2 separate regions of the Homo sapiens genome follow, and region 1 is linked to region 2. Evidence: chromatin loops called from intact Hi-C (ENCODE). Cell type or tissue: heart right ventricle. All regions are shown on one strand. Region 1 overlaps DOCK8 (dedicator of cytokinesis 8). Region 2 overlaps DOCK8 (dedicator of cytokinesis 8).

Region 1 (8,000 bases), 78 kb before region 2:
TGATCCTCTGTCTTTGTGAATTTTAGATCAGGAAGTGTGACTGGGGCAGAAAGATGTTAGAAACTATGGGGTTGGGCAGGGTTGATCTGGGGTGAGTGGCCGAGACCCGGACTAATCCTACAGGCAGTCTTGCAAGCAACTGCGGGGTCGGTGTCACCTGGGGGTTAAGAATAAAGGCCCTGGTTAGTGTCTGATCTGCTTGCAAATTGGCTCTCTGCTACAAAGTCACTGTGCAACATTGGACATGTTACTTAACTTCTCTAAGCTTTGGTTTCTTTATGTGCCAAGTAGAGTTGATCATAGTACCTACTTCTTATGACTGTGGGGAGGATTAAATGAATAATAGGTACAAAGTCCGAATTGCCAAGTGCTGGATGTGTAACATACACATTGGAATTTAGAGACAGTACAGAAAAAATAATGCAAAATGTCTTGTTAATGATTTTCATGTTGATTGCATGTTGCTTGTAGTGTCTGGCTCAGAATAAATGGTGAATAATTCTTAGTTGCCATCATTAACATTACAATCAGCTTCACTGCTGTCATTATCTCCATCATCACCATCTTTGAGAGCCTAAGATAGAAAGGTAGGAAGGAAAGCTGAAGTTGGAGAGCTTCAGGCAGAGATCAGTTTGGGTTAGGTATGGAGATGCCAGTGGCTGGCTGGGAGCTTTCTTGGGGCCAGTGTTTCTCCGCCTGTGCCTTCCATCTGGTGCTGAGAACCCAAAACACATTCAATGGAAGAAAATATGTGATGAAATCTGATCAAGAAGAGCCCCCTCAAGTTTAATAAAGTATAAAAGGTTCTATAATCCTCAGGCAAGAAAATGGATTGGAAATTCGTATTCTTAGAGTTCTGTTTTCCTTTTTGAAGCACTCTGTGTGTTGTGTGGGAGAGTTATGCTAAGGAGCTTGGCAGAAATTATTATTCAAAGGAGCAGATTAATAAGGACATACCTAGTATTCATATATCATTTAATTTCACCATTTATTGTTTACTTATTGTGTCCCAGACACTATATTATACAGTTAATGGATTTTATGATTAAATTCTCACAAAAAGCCTATCAAACTCATGAAGTCTTGTACAGAAGAGGAAAAGGAATCTTGGAGATACAGCTGCACAAGGCCATGTAATTTTTTCAAGACCATACAACCAGCAATGGCAGAGCTGGGATTGCAAACTGCTCCAAAGACTGTGCTCTTAATTGGGCCGATTGTTATTTTGATGCATATGTATCCCAAGAATTTCCTTTAAAGCAAGAGGGGAATTAATTTTTAAAAAATCATCATTTTGGTAGCAGCATTGGCAAAGTGTTCTGTTTCTGATTAGTGTTTAATATATAAACATTAACAATGTGATGTTTTGCAATGTTGAAGGTGGAAAAGAAATGTTTTCCCTTACGTGCCTACCTATTATTTTTTTTAAATAGGTCAAATTCCAAAAGTAAGACTGTGTTGAAATATGGCCATTAGTACATTCAGCATGTGCTCATGTTTTTCACCTTACTACTCAGAATAGTGTAAACTATCTCTTAAAAATATTTGTGGGATAAAACCAGTGTGCTTCCTGTTAATGAAGTATTCAAATCTGATATATTAAAAATATTATTTGTAAAGCGTTCAGTTCTGACCACACCAGTCTCCAGAAGGAGTGAGCAGACTATCTCACAGTCTGAGAAGAAAGGTGAAATTAATTTTCTTGTAAGTGCTATATACTTGTCTTCATTTCCATTTTTTTGTTGCTGACTTGCGTGCCAAGGAAAGACTAGATCTAAGTTAGGCAGTTCGTAATAACATTTGCGTTTGGGATTTCAGGTGCTGCTGCATTAAATGTCATAACATGGTACTTGTGGGAACATCTAGTCTTGTTAATTGCCTTTTTTCTTACTGGAATTTAGTGCCTTTGTAGATTATAAAAATTATTACTAGTACTCTGAAAATTTATTAAACAAAATCTTAGTGTCTTTCAAATACAGAATAGATGTAAAATTTGATCAAATATTAAAGTAAAATAAGAACCTTGGATAAAGAGGACGAAAGTGTAGAATGCAGAAAAAAACATTAACCCTCTTGTGGACAGTCAGGATTGAAAGGAAGAAAAAATAATGGCTTACACTTCTAGAATGCTTTCTATGTGGCAGAGACAGTTCTAAATATTTACATATCGTAACTCATTCACCTCTATGAGATAGGAGCAATGACTATCTCCGTTTTACAGATGGAGAAACTGAGTGCAGAGAAGATATAGAAATTGTCCAAACTCACAAACAACTAATTAAGGTCACAGCTGAGATTCAAATGCAGGCAGCCTGGCTCCAGAGTCTTCTCTTTTAATCATTATACCATGCTGCCATCTCAGTTTTATTTTAAAATAATAATAGGTAACATTTATTAATTATTTACTATGTGCTACATATTGTGCTAAGAACTTTATATACCTTCATTTCGTCCTTTCAGAAAAGGAACAAACAGAGCTGGGTGCACTGGCTCACGCCTGTAATCTCAGCATTTTGGGAGGCCAAGGCGGGACGATCACCTGAGGTCAGGAGTTCAAGACCGGCCTGGCCAACATGGCGAAACCCCGTCTCTACTAAAAAATACAAAAATTAGCCAGGTGTAGTGGTGTGCACCTGTAATCCCAGCTACTTAGGAGGCTGAGGTGGGATAATTGCTTGAACCTGGGAGGTGGAGGCTACAGTGAGCTGAGATGTGCCACTGCATTCCAGCCTGGGCGACAGAGTGACACTCTGTTTCAAAATAAAATAAAATAAAAAATAAAAAAGGAACAAAGTATTAGGCATAATAATCATCACCAGAGAGTGATTTTATGAAAGACAAAAACAAGGTGGCAAGAAGAGAGAATAAAGTTACATAAAGATAGCATTTAAGAACAACCACAGGCTGGGCATGGTGGCTCACACCTGTAACCCTAGCACTTTGGGAGGCCTAAGCTGGTAGATGGCTCGAGCCCAGGAGTTCGAGACCAGCCTGGGCAACATAGCAAAACCCTGTCTCTACAAAAAATACAAAAATTAGCCAGCTGTGGTGGCTTGCACCTGTAGTCCCAGCTACTTGGAAGGCTGAGATGGGAGGATCACTCGAACCCAGGAAGTTGAAGCTGCTGTGAGCAGTGATTGCGCCACTGCACTGCAGCCTGAGTGACAGAGCGAGACTCTATTTCAAAAAAAAAGGAACAAACCCAATAATTTTGGGCATAACGACCAGAGCACAATGAGCTACAGAGAGCTTTCTGAGAAGTATTTGCTAATTTTATCTGCAAAGATAATACAAGCATAAAAATATATGTATTCAAATGTATAGATGTGTATCTGCAGTGAGAGCAGAGCTGTTCCTCAGTAGTGGGGGTGGCTGGCAGAGTGAGGTAGTGTGCTTTCAGGAATTGCTTTATTTGTCTGATGTGTTCTAGACCAAAGACCAACAGAGGGGCTTGGGCAATCAGACACAGAATTTTTGGCCTTTCACATTTAGAATCGGTTCCTTCCAGATTCTTGGAAAAGGTCCATTTGTGCTTTAGGCATCTAGTGCTATTCTGAAGATGCCTTACAAAATGTATGCTGAAATAACCTTCTACCAGGGTGAATTTTCTTCATTTGGAGTTCTTTGAGTTCTGACCATTTATGTATATTGATGAAGCTAATGTTTACTTCTTCATAGACCAGTGGAAAGAAAACGTAGTAACATGTAGTTGCCCAGGGAAAGATGAAGAACTCAGGGGACCAAGTCTCCCATCTCAACTCCCCATAAAGGTAGTGATGGAATGGGATGATGTTAAAAACACCTCAACTTTCCGTCCTCTTTAAGGGACCGTGAGAAGGTAGGGATGTTACCATACTCAGACTTCTTGCTGAGAAAGCTAAGAAACAAAAGCATTTAGTTTTTTTCAGTGGCAGGTGCTTATTAACGTTTGGCCTATTTGATAAAGGGTTAAAGCAACAGGAATGTGCTACTGCTGTTCCCACAAGCAGTAGTCTAATTTCTTTCTTTTTTTTTTTTTTTCTTTTTTTGAGACAGTCATGCTCTGTCGCCCAGGCTGGAGTACAGTGGGGCCATCTCGGCTCACTGCAACCTCTGCCTCCCGGATTCAAGCGATTCTCCTGCCTCAGCCTCCTGAGTAGCTGAGATTACAGGTGCGCACCACCACGCCCGGCTAATTTTTGTATTTTTAGTAGAGATGGGGTTTCACCGTGTTGTTCAGGCTGGTCTAGTCTTACCCAGTCAGCAGCAGAAAGGCTCTCTGGGCTCTAGGTAAACACATGAAATTTATATAGTGTGTTTAAGTGTGGTTCCTGTGCTTCTGGAGTTGGCACAGTAGTGGTACCATTTGCTGTATCGACAACAGTGGGGGTATAGACGAAAAACAGATTGACACCTCTGAAAGTATATATGAACACATGTCGATGCAGCATTTCTGGTGAAACTAAGCAAATTGATAAAGTTGGCCTAGGGTACAAGACATTATGTCATGTCCCACTGCATTATGATTAAACCCAAGATTAGAAAGGAGAAATGATGGCAACAGAACCAGTTTCTCCAGCTGTCTATTCTCATGTTCATCATCACAGATAGGAAAGGGCAGCCGGCCCTCTGCATCTGTGGGCACATCCCTGGATTCAGCCAACCACAGATCAAAAATATTTGGAAAAAAATGTAGATAGTTGCATCTGTACTGAACATGTACAGACTTTTTTCTTGTCATTATTCCATACAAAATATAGTATAATAACTATTTACATAGCATTTACATTGTGTTAAGTATTATAAATAATCTAGAGATGATTTAAAGTATACAGGAGGGCTGGCCACCGTGGCTCATGCCTGTAATCCCAGCACTTTTGGAGGCCAAGGTGAGTGGATCACTTGAAGTCAGAAGTTTGAGACCAGCCTGGCCAACATGGTGAAACCCCATCTCTACTAAAAGTACAAAAAAAAAAAAAAATTAGCCAGGTGTGGTGGCAGGTGCCTGTAGTCCCAGCTACTCAGGAGGTTGAGGCAGGAGAATCGCTTGAACCTGGGAGGCGGAAGTTGCAGTGAGCCGAGATCGCACCACTGCACTCCAGCCTGGGTGACAGAGTGAGACTCTGTCTCATTAAAAAAAAAAAAATCATGAACAACTCTGCATGTAAATCAATACAGAGCTGCATTATAATTTACATAGGCTGTATAAAATCCTGTTGATTAGATGTAAAATGATTTATTAAATTAATTTTCTATTATTGGGCATGAAGATAGGTTCCAGGCTGGGCACAGTGGCTCATGCCTGGAACCTGCCTCCCGGTGCTTTGGGAGGCAGACACAGGAGAATCAGTTGAGCCCAGGAGTTCAAGACCAGCCTGAGCAACATAGTGAGACACCAGCTCTACAAAAAGCAAACAAAACATTAGGCAGACAGGGTGGTGCATGCCTGTGGTCCCAGCTACATAGAAGGCTGAGGTGGGAGGGTCACTTGAGACCAGGAGTTTGAGGCTGCAGTGAGCTATGATTGCGCCACTACTCTCCAGCCTGGGCCACAGAGTGAAACCCTGTCTCAAAAAAAAAACACAAAAAACCAAAAGAGATAGGTTCTGACTTTTCACAATAGTGTATAGAGTTTGATGGAGCAGTCTTATACATACTTTTTTCTGCGCTAGTGCAAACACCTCCTTACAAATTTCTAACAGTATAATTGGTCATAGGAAAGAAACATTTTTCAAGCTTTTGATTGCCAAATTGACGCCCAGAAAAGGTATACCTGTTTCTGCTCCTACCAGTGGCCCTACGAATGCTCCTTTCCCCACATTCACACCCCCACCGAGTTTTATCATTCTTTTAAATCTTTATTTGCCAGTGTTGACCTCTTCTCTTAAATGCCTGTAACCTCTTCCTGTTTAGCTTCTCTCCTAGGTCAGAGAGTGAACTCTGAAGTCATTCTTTAGGGATTAAAATAGTCATGCATTTCTCCTTTTTTCTTTGCCTTACATGCAACCATAAATGGTGAGAACTTCTATCCTTTTTCACTTTCTGCTTCTGTTCCTTTAATAGGTGGATTAATGATAAAGGTAGATTGTTCAAACAACTTAGTTATTTCTTAATTTTGTTGTAAGCTCTAGTTGCCAGACTTTAAACTGTGCTTTTTACTTTGCTTAACAATGTAATCCAATCTACCTCCTCCTTTGGGTGCCTAAGCCATAGCCCTTTTAAATAAAATAGCAAATGGAAAATCAGAATCCCTTTCTATCGCAAAATAAGAGTCCAGATTACATAACTCATTGTATGTGTTTTCACTTGGATGAGAGAATAGAGAGTATGGACCTCTTTCATACTTTTTTTTTAATGTTCCTTTTCCTCTAGAATTGGTTTCTGGGGCTAAAAGGAAACAGTAGTTAGTACCACTCTGCTCAGAAACCTCAAAAAACTTCGACTTCTGTCATTCTCATCAAAGGGCAAAATTCATTGTTCTTCTGTGATAGAGACCAAAAATACAAATAGCTAAACTGGAACTAAATTAAGAAAAACAGAAGTTAATAAACTCCACCGCCTCACTCCCATCTCTTCGTAAGTTAGTAGGCTTGTAAGTCCTAGGCTGGTTAGTTCATTCATTTGTTCACTCATGCCAGCCATTGAGGATTATTGTGTTCTAAGTGCTGTGCTAAGCCCCAGAAATACAAAGACAAGTGAGTCATGGGCCTGCCTGCAAGGAGTGAGGAGATTTACTCAAAATTGAGAGCTGGAAAAAGAAAGGCACTTTCCCTGGCCTCATAGCCCTCCGTGACTTCAAAGTATTCCTCTCTGGGGTCATGCCACTAGGGATAATAGCATTATCCAAAAACATTTTTGGAAATCCTTTTAGAATTATTCTCAGGGACTGGAGTACATTTATTTTTAAAAAGAAACTTGGTGTTTTAAAATCTTTTTTTTTTTTTAGGGAGAATCTGCTTTATTATTTGAGAAGTTTCAAAAAATATAGAAAATACAGATGATAATATGGCAAGTATCTAAAGGTCTCCACTTAACAGAATTAACATCTGTTAACATTTTGTCACTTTTGCTTTAGTTGTTTTTTTTTTAATTAAAAAAGAGAACATTACAGATAAATGTGAAGTCCCTGTTATTCTGTTGCCCATTTCTGTTCTCCCTGCTGCTCCCTGAGAGTACTAACACAAAGGTGTACTTCTGGGGTGTGTGTGTATATGCATATCCATAAACAATATATGGTATAGCTTCTGGAGGGATCCAAAGTCATTAGCACTCAAGCAAGCCTATTAAATAAAATAATATCAGCTTGAGTTAAAGATAACATATAGCCGTGAAATAACGGAGCTGATTTTTAGGTACCTTGTCAAATAGTTCTGAAAGTAATTGCAAAGAGGAGTTCCAAAAGTGAGTTCAGAAAGACAGCTTTATCAGAATAAATTGCATGGTACTGCATACAGGAAACTATAAAGAACAACGGTTATTTAGAACTGTTCATTCTGACAGTGTTTTTCAATTACTCCTTAATATTATAACCACTTACTCATTTCCTGAAATCACCAGGAAATTTTTCAAAAAGATTTTTCTCCCCCGATGAATATACCCACGATTTGCATTTGACCCAAGATAAGCAGTTGAGTCGATAACATGTTAATTTTTAAATACATGGTTTTAAAACACAGAATAAAAATTCTACCTCATTGCTTGGAGACTCAATTAAGGAGAGTATGCACATTAGCAAAAAGAAGATGTGATATTTGCTCAGAAGTCTTGAAGTGGATATTTTGGCCTTCGTATGGCTGAATGGTCAAGCTTGACTCTCTCGTTTGCTCAGGGAGGCCCAGTCCCTCTGCTGCCACGGGTAGAAATACTTTTTCCTAAATCGCTGCTTCTTCTCACTGCCATACAGAGCAATATTCAGGACACAGCCAAAACCTTCTTTGGCAGACCTTTTTGAGTTCTCTCTACTCAGCTTTCTGCTGTGTAATATGAGCACTCTAGAGAAGTTGGGCTGTCCTCAGGAAATT
Region 2 (8,000 bases):
AACCTATGTGCAAATACAGCAGTTTAGCAGTTTTATTTGTAATTGCCAAGACTGCATAGCAGTTTTATTTGTAATTGCCAAAAACTGGAAGAAAACCCAGATTGTACTCAGTTGGGTAGTAGATAAACAAACTCTGGTAAATCCATACAATGGAATACTACTCAGCAGTGAAATGGAACAAACAATTGATATATACAACAACATGGATGAATCTCAGATACAGTATGCTAAGTGAAAGAAGCCAGACAAAGGCCGGGCATGGTGGCTCATGCCTGTAATCCCAGCACTTTGGGAGGCTGAGGCAGGTGGATCACTTGAGGTCAGGAGTTCCAGACCAGCCTGACCAACATGGTGAAACCCCGTCTCTACTAAAACTACAAAAATTAGCTGGGCGTGGTGGCACGTGCCTGTAGTCCCAGTTACTCAGGAGGCTGAGGCAGGAGAATCGCTTGAACCTGGGAGGCGGAGGTTGCAGTGAGCTGAGATCATGCCATTGTACTCCAGCCTGGGCAACAAAGTGAGATTCTGTCTTAAAAAAAAAAAAAGAAGAAGAACCCAGACAAAAAAGATAACTGCATGATTCCATGTATCTGACATTCTGGAAAAGATGAAGCTACAGGGATGGAAAACAGGTCCATGGTTCCCAGGGTCTGGGAGTGGGGAAGAGGGCTGACTACAAAAGGACACGGGAGTGCCCTTTGCGTGGTGCTGGGACTGTAGTGCCCATGATGTAAAATCTGCCTTGGACCATTACATTAGAAGAAATCAATTCCAGTTATCCCAATATTCCCTCCAAGTGAAATACTTTGGTAGCATATATAATAATAATTCAATAAGTATTAGCTATTATATTTATTAAGTAGTACCTATCAGAAAACATACTTATATTAGCATGTCAAAGGAATGAACACAAAATTCTCTCCCATATATTGAACGCACCATGGAGGGGGGACCTGCCTTCCTCTGGAGGACCATACTTAGTGAAGCCACTTTGCCTTATAAGGACATGCCTTTGTTATCCAGAACCAAGCAGTCAAACACTGATTTAGTTAGCTCCTTTATTTCTCAGTTATCTCCTGCTGATATTACATTTCTCCATAATATCTAGAGATAGGCTTTTATGTCCTTGCTAGCTGTGGTAATGGTTTTGAATCCCACTTAGGGGGCAGAGGAGTAGAGTAATGGCCACTTGTGTTCCCTCCCACCCTCATCATTCTACAGGGCATTTGCCACTCAAGTACTGTAATTGAGACATTTAAATCATACAAATAATGCTGCCCATGAAGGATAGAGGAAATTTTTAGATTTCCTTTTAAACCTAACAGAGAAAGATTAAGTTACATAAAAATGTAAAATACATGATCTCCAGTACATTGAAGGAAATGTATTTTCTTACTTGAAATGTTTGTGTTACTTAGACTGGAAGATTTATTAAATGATTTCCATTCTATCACTCATGTTTACAGCACCAAATTTGGTGTCCTTGTTCTAAAAACAATAGTACTTTTCTCCCCATGACTTTTGAAAATGATTACTGGTTTACTGATTAGCATGGCGCCATGTTTGCTTGTTTGTCCAACCTTTTATCTGCATATTTTGATAATGTTGTGTGGATTAATATTTGATGACATCCTTTGGGTGATATTAACGATTTTAAGCTTTATTTCTTCTGTCATTTTCTCTAAATGAACCAAAGAGGGATAAACTTCAGAATGTTTTTGATGCCTGGTGGAGAGCTGAACTCTTAAGAAATTAAACTTGTTTACATACTATATTTATTCTTGCCGCAGAGACAGTGAAACATTTCATGAGTGTTATGGGCAGCATCATAAAAGCCTTTAGACTTTGTTTTTCATCTGGGGTGATTAAGGTAATTCTGAAGGAAGGTTGAGCTCAAGGAGAGCTGAGATATCAAGGAATGGGGTATCATCTGTTTTATTACTCCATATTTTACTCCCAGTGAAGTGGTAAACAATTAAAATTCAAACACATCAGTGCATATAATTCAGTTACTCCCAGAACACCATAAAAATGTTTCCCTGATCAATAATTGCTTATTATGACATGCATTTGTTGTGCTAGCTGTCAAGGTGCTTAGCTATTTGCTTTCTAAAAGTATGAAAAGCACGCCCGGCTCATCAGCCTATGTGGTAACAAAGAGCAATCCAGCTGTGGATGTCACAGAGCCACTCTTGACCTGTTGTGCATAGACTCCCTCCCCACAAATCCAAACCCACTAAGACTCTCCAGGCTCTGTTAACACACACCAGCCTGGTTCAGCTTGGATGCCCTCCTCACACCATGTGGGTTCTGATTTTCCATGCCAGGCAGTCCATCTTAAATGGATGCATCCTCACCGTGTTTGGGCTTCAACTTCCTATTCTGGACCTCCTCGGCTACTCCCTACCCCAAGGCATGGAGGGCTGCCTTGTTCTGATGCACCTTATGATTTTAGCACCAAATTGTACAGGAAGGGAGAGAAGGGAAAGGAGAAAGAAGATGTGAAAGGAAAGAGAGGGTAGGGAAGAGGAAAAAGAAGATGAGGAACACGTATTATTTTCTAATCCTCACAATAGGTCCTCAAAATGAGCAACATTTCCCCCTATTTCATACTTGAGGAAGCTGTGACTCAGAGAGACTAAGGCACTTGCCCAAGGTCTCTTAGTACATTAAGGAGCCAGCGTCTGCACCCAGTTCCTTCTGACTCTAGAGCCTGGATTCTGCTGGCTGCACCACACTGTCTTTAAAGAGAACACTCTCAAAACGCGCTTGGTCTTTGGATTGTCTCAAATGTGTTAGAATAGTGTTTTAAGAAAAGGAATGCAGATCTCCTGGGAAGCAATAGGTCGAGTTCATTTCATGAGAATCATTTTTCTAGCCATTGGCCTACTTCCCCATTTTTCTCCTGTCTGCATCTAGGTGCAACAGGAACTTGGCTTTATTTGACTCCATTGCCAGGGTGGGGTAATGAAGCTGGGACTCTCTTGTAGCCAGCGGCAGTGAGCCAGCAGTCTCACTGCCTACCCAGTGATGGTTCCTTCTGTGGCCAGCACTTCTGGAATGAGTCATCTTTACATGTTTGCCAACCCTTGTCCTCTCCTCCCCAGCCAGGTTCACCCTTGCTGCTGTCAAGGAGCTTTGAGACTTTCTGAGATTTTTAAATGGGGAAGTAGATGTTAAACCTAGTATGAGGAAGAGAGGGAAAGTTTGCTCTGGTTTCAAACACACAGTCATAGAAGATGCTAGTCTTAATGCTTTCCATAGCAAAAACCCTGAAGGCTTAGAGTGTACACATTGTGAACTGAACTTTTAACATTATTGTGTAACTCATTTGTTAATGCCTATTTGTCATTGACTGTGGGGTCCATGTGAAAAACTCCCACAAACACTCTAACAAAATGGAAGACAGAAAAGAAAGCAAGCATCATTTGTGTACAATAGCCAAAGAACAATAGCCAAATAAATTTGATGGTCTCAAAAGTTAAGCATCTTTTGAAGAGAAAATTTGATTTTAGGGCCAGGTGGGGTAGCTCATGCCTGTAATCGCAGCACTTTGGGAGGCAGAGGCGGGTGGATCACCTGAGGTCAGGAGTTCGAGACCAGCCTGGCCAACACGGCAAAACCCCGTCTCTACTAAAAATACAAAAATTAGCTGGGTACGGTGGCGCATGCCTGTGATCCCAGCTACTTAAGAGGCTGAGACAGGAGAATTGCTTCAACTCGGGAGGCGGAGGTTGCAGTGAGCCAAGATCATGCCGCTGTACTCCAGCCTGGGTGAAGGAGCCAGACTCTGTCTCCAAAAACAAAAACAAACAGAAAAAAGAATTGATTTTGATTTTTTCAGATACAGTGCATGAACTTTTTATCATAAAATATTAAAGCTGGGGAAAATATCTTAGAATTCACCTCATGTTCATGCTTTACCCTGTGAAGAAACAGAGGCACAGAGAGAAATAACTTGAGGATAATGGAAACAAGCACACATCTGTAAGTGTGTGTGTGTGTGTGTGTGTGTGTGTGTGTGTGTCAGAGAGAGAGAGAGAGATGTTCCTTTGTAAGTAAACACTCTTGGAAATAGCCGCATTTTATTATAACACAAAAAGTAATGCTAAAGCTGATATAGTTCTGGTTGCTAAGCTTCACACACAAAAGGTCTTTAGGTAGCTGCTTCCTAATTTTTATTTCTGTGGCCCAAAAGTCTCCTTGTAAACCTTCGTGTCATGTCATACTAAACCTTTGACATCAATACCCTTTAAAATGTACAAGTCCTTAAAAAAAAAAAAAAGGCAAAGGGCAAATACTAATGTGGGAAATTTGAATTTTAATTAACTGTTTGTTTCAATGTTAGGATAAATTAATGTTAGATAAATTCTTTGGTAATTTTTCCCCCTAAAATTGGATTTTTCAAGAAACATCACTGGTTCAGTATATTGTTATTTGGGGTAGCATAATTTTAGGCGATAACTTAATATTTGCATATATTTGTCACTACTTTGAGTTGGTTTTTGTCCCCTGACCCCCAGCCAGGATGTTAGATCACACAGATTTTTTTTTCTTTGAGCCCTTAGGGAGAGTCCAAAACAGTCACTTCATGTACTAGGAAAGTTTACCCAGTCAGCACACACAGATATGTTGTTGCCTACATTTATATTTGTGAGAGTGACTGTTAAGAAACTAGCAGGTTTATAAAATCCGTGTGAGAATTTCTCTCAAATAACTGTTAATGGACAATCCAGCAATCCTCCCATCTCAGGCTCCCAAGTAGCTGAGACTACAGGCAGGTGGCACCATACTCGGCTAATTTTTTGTGTTTTTTGTAGAGATGCGGTTTCACCATGTCACCCAGGCTGGTCTCAAACTCCTGGGCTCAAGTGGTGCTCCCGCCTTGGCCTCCCAGAGTGCTGGGATTACAGGTGTGAGCCACTGCACCCAGCCTGTACATTTTCCTTGAAATCGTTTTTGGATGTTTAGTCTTATTTCCTTATTCAGAGTTCACCTGTTTATTTTTTTTTTCATTTCCCCAATTTAGCCTGCGTTTCACCCAGCCCTAGCAATATAGGTTTGGGTCAGAGAAATTCAAGCGGCCAGGGGATGCTGAAGATGGCCCATTATGGCCGGGCGCGGTGGCACACATCTGTAATCCCAGCACTTTGGGAGGCCGAGGCAGGCAGATCACAAGGTCAGGAGATCGAGACCATCCTGGCTAACACAGTGAAACCCCGTCTCTACTAAAAATACAAAAAAATTAGCTGGCTGTGGTGGTGGGCGCCTGTAGTCCAAGCTACTCAGGAGACTGAGGCAGGAGAATGGTGTGAACCCGGGAGGCAGAGCTTGCAGTGAGCAGAGATCGTGCCACTGCACTCCAGCCTGGGCGACAGTGAGACTCCGTCTCAAAAAAAAAAAAAAAAGATGGCCCATTGTGGTAAGCCTTGACTTGAATTAGTCACCAAGCTAGTCTTATCTCTTTTCTAGGCTAATTCTTGTTTTTTGTTTGGCTCAAAACAAATTGTTTGTCTTCAGAACACAATAAAATCCAGGGAGAGTGTCCTGTTCTTCCTACAGACGTCACTGGGACATCTTATTCTTTAATTAATTCAGTCAACTAAAATTGGTCAAATACCTGCTCTCTGTGCCAGAGTTATAAACTTTGTATTTGTATAATTGCTAGTAGCTCTCTTACATTTCTTACTTTATCTATCTGGCATTTGATCTACCTAATACCTTCCAATATCACCTCATGTCCCTTTACCAGCTTGGTGGTTTTTCTATAGTTCAGGAAATCAAACAAAATGGTGTGTGACCTGGAGGTACTAGAAAAACAATAGCAAACCAACTCCAAAGCCAGCAGAAGAAAACAAATAACCAAAATCAGAGCTGAAAAAAATTAAAACGTGAAAATCCATACAAAAGATCAATGAAACCAAAAGTTTGTGATTCAAAAAAAAAACAAGGTTGATAGATCACTAACTAGATTAATAAAGAAAACAAGAGAGAAGATCGATCCAAATAAGCACAATCAGAAATGACAAAAATGACACTACAACTGATGCCTCAGAAATATAAAAAATCCTCAGAGACTGTTATAAATACCCCTATGCACACAAACTAGAAAACGTAGAAGAAATGGATAGATTCCTGGAAACACACAAGCCCCCTAAAATTGAAGCAGGAAGAAATTGAAATCTTGAACAGACCAATAGTGAGTTCTGAAATTGAATCAGTAATACAAAACCCACCCCAAAAAGCCCTTAATCAGATGGATTCACAGCCAAATTATACCAGATATACAAAGAAGAGCTAGTACCAATCCTACTGAAATTATTTCAAAAATTCAAGGAGGAAGGACTCCTCTCTAACTCATTCTGCAAAGCCAGCATCATTCTGATACCAAAACCTGGGAGAGACACAGCAGAAAAGAAAACTTCAGGCCAATATCCCTGATGAACATCGACACAAAAATCCTCAACAAAATACTACAAACCAAATCCAGCAGCACATTGAAAAGTTAATTCATCACAATCAAGTAGGCTTTATTCCTGGGATGCGAGGTTGGTTCACCATACACAAATCAATAAATGAGACTCATCACATAGACAGAATTAAAAACAAAAACCACAGGATAATCTCAATAGACACAGAAAAGGCTTTTAACAAAATTCAACATCCCTTCATGTTAAAAACCCTCAACAAATTAGGCATTGAAAGAACATACCTCAAAATAATAAGAGCCATCTATTATTCAACTATCCACAGCCAACATCATACTGAGTGGGCAAAAGCTGGAAGCGTTCCTCTTGAGAACTGGAACAAAACAAGGATGCCTACTCTCACCACTTATATCAACATGGTACTGGAAGTGCTAGCCAGAGAAATCAGGCAAGAAAAAGAAATAAAAGACATCCCAACAGGAAGAGAGGAAGTCAAACTAGCTCTGTCACAGTGCAGGCAATATAATTCTGTACCCAGAAAACACTGCAGACCCTGCTAAAAGGCTCCTAGAACTGATAAACAACTTCAGTAAAGTTTCAGGATACAAAATCAATGTACAAAAGTCAATAACATTTCCACACACCAATAATGTCTAAGTTGAGGGCCAAATCAAGAATGCAATTCCATTTATTTTATCCTTTTGAATAAAATACCTAGGAATACAGCTAATCAAGGAGGTGAAAGATCTCTACAATGAGAATTATGAAACACACTGAAAGAGATCAGAGGTGATACAAACAAATGGACAAATATTCCATGCTCGTGGATAGGAAGAATCAATATTATTAAAACAGCCATAGTGCCCAAAGAGATTTTTAGATTCACTGCTATTCCTATCTTAATTAGCAACATCATTTTTTCACAGAATTTAAAAAAAAAAACCTATTCCAAAATTCATGTGGAACCAAAAAACCTGAATAGCCAAAGCAATCTTAAGCAAAAAGAACAAAGCCGGTGGCATCACACTGTGTGACTTCATACTACACTACAAGGCTACAGTGACCAATACAGCACAGTCCAGGTACAAAAACAGACACGTAGACCAATAGAACAAGATAAAGAACCAGAAATAAAGCTGCACGCCTACAGCCATCTGATCTTTGACGAAGTTGACAATAACAAGCCATGAGGAAAGGTCTCCCTATTCAATAAATGGTGCTGGAGCAACTGGCTAGTCATATACAGAATATTGAAATTGGACCCCTCCTTTTAATCATATACAAACATTAACTCAAGATGGATTAAGGACTTAAATGTAAGACCTAAGATTACAAAAACCCTAGAGAAAAAAACTGGGAAATACTATTCTGGCCATTGGCCTTGGTAAAGAATTTATGAATAAGTCCCCAAAAGCAATGGTAACAAAAACAAAAATTGACAAGTGGGACTTAATTAAACTAAAGAGCTTCTGCACAGCAGAAGAAACTATCAACAGAGTAAACTGATAACCAACTGAATAGGAGAAAATATTTGCAAACCGTAAATCTGAAGAATGTCTGATATCCAGAATC

The links. Hi-C counts contacts between places; a loop is a spot of excess contacts. Peaks named below come from ENCODE experiments on the same cell type or tissue, not always from the same donor. Only the 100,000 strongest peaks of a DNase experiment are listed, where the experiment ranks them.
Region 1: it touches region 2 in a loop (2.0-fold over the local background); 16 of 110 quality-filtered maps call a loop at or near these places.

Annotation. Positions count from the first base shown.
Region 1 is chr9:216,713-224,712 of GRCh38, forward strand. The region is part of intron 1 of DOCK8 (dedicator of cytokinesis 8); the gene reads left to right. Among named protein-coding and RNA genes, the nearest start is that of DOCK8-AS1, 5.0 kb to the left of the region's middle. In heart right ventricle, no CTCF peak of the experiment used is centred here; a DNase peak (open chromatin) is centred at 3,117; H3K4me3 peaks cover 530 bases; H3K27ac peaks cover 1,000 bases; H3K27me3 peaks cover 2,067 bases.
Region 2 is chr9:294,628-302,627 of GRCh38, forward strand. All of the region lies in intron 4 of DOCK8 (dedicator of cytokinesis 8), which reads left to right. Among named protein-coding and RNA genes, the nearest start is that of DOCK8-AS1, 83 kb to the left of the region's middle. In heart right ventricle, no CTCF peak of the experiment used is centred here; a DNase peak (open chromatin) is centred at 3,044; H3K27me3 peaks cover 1,259 bases.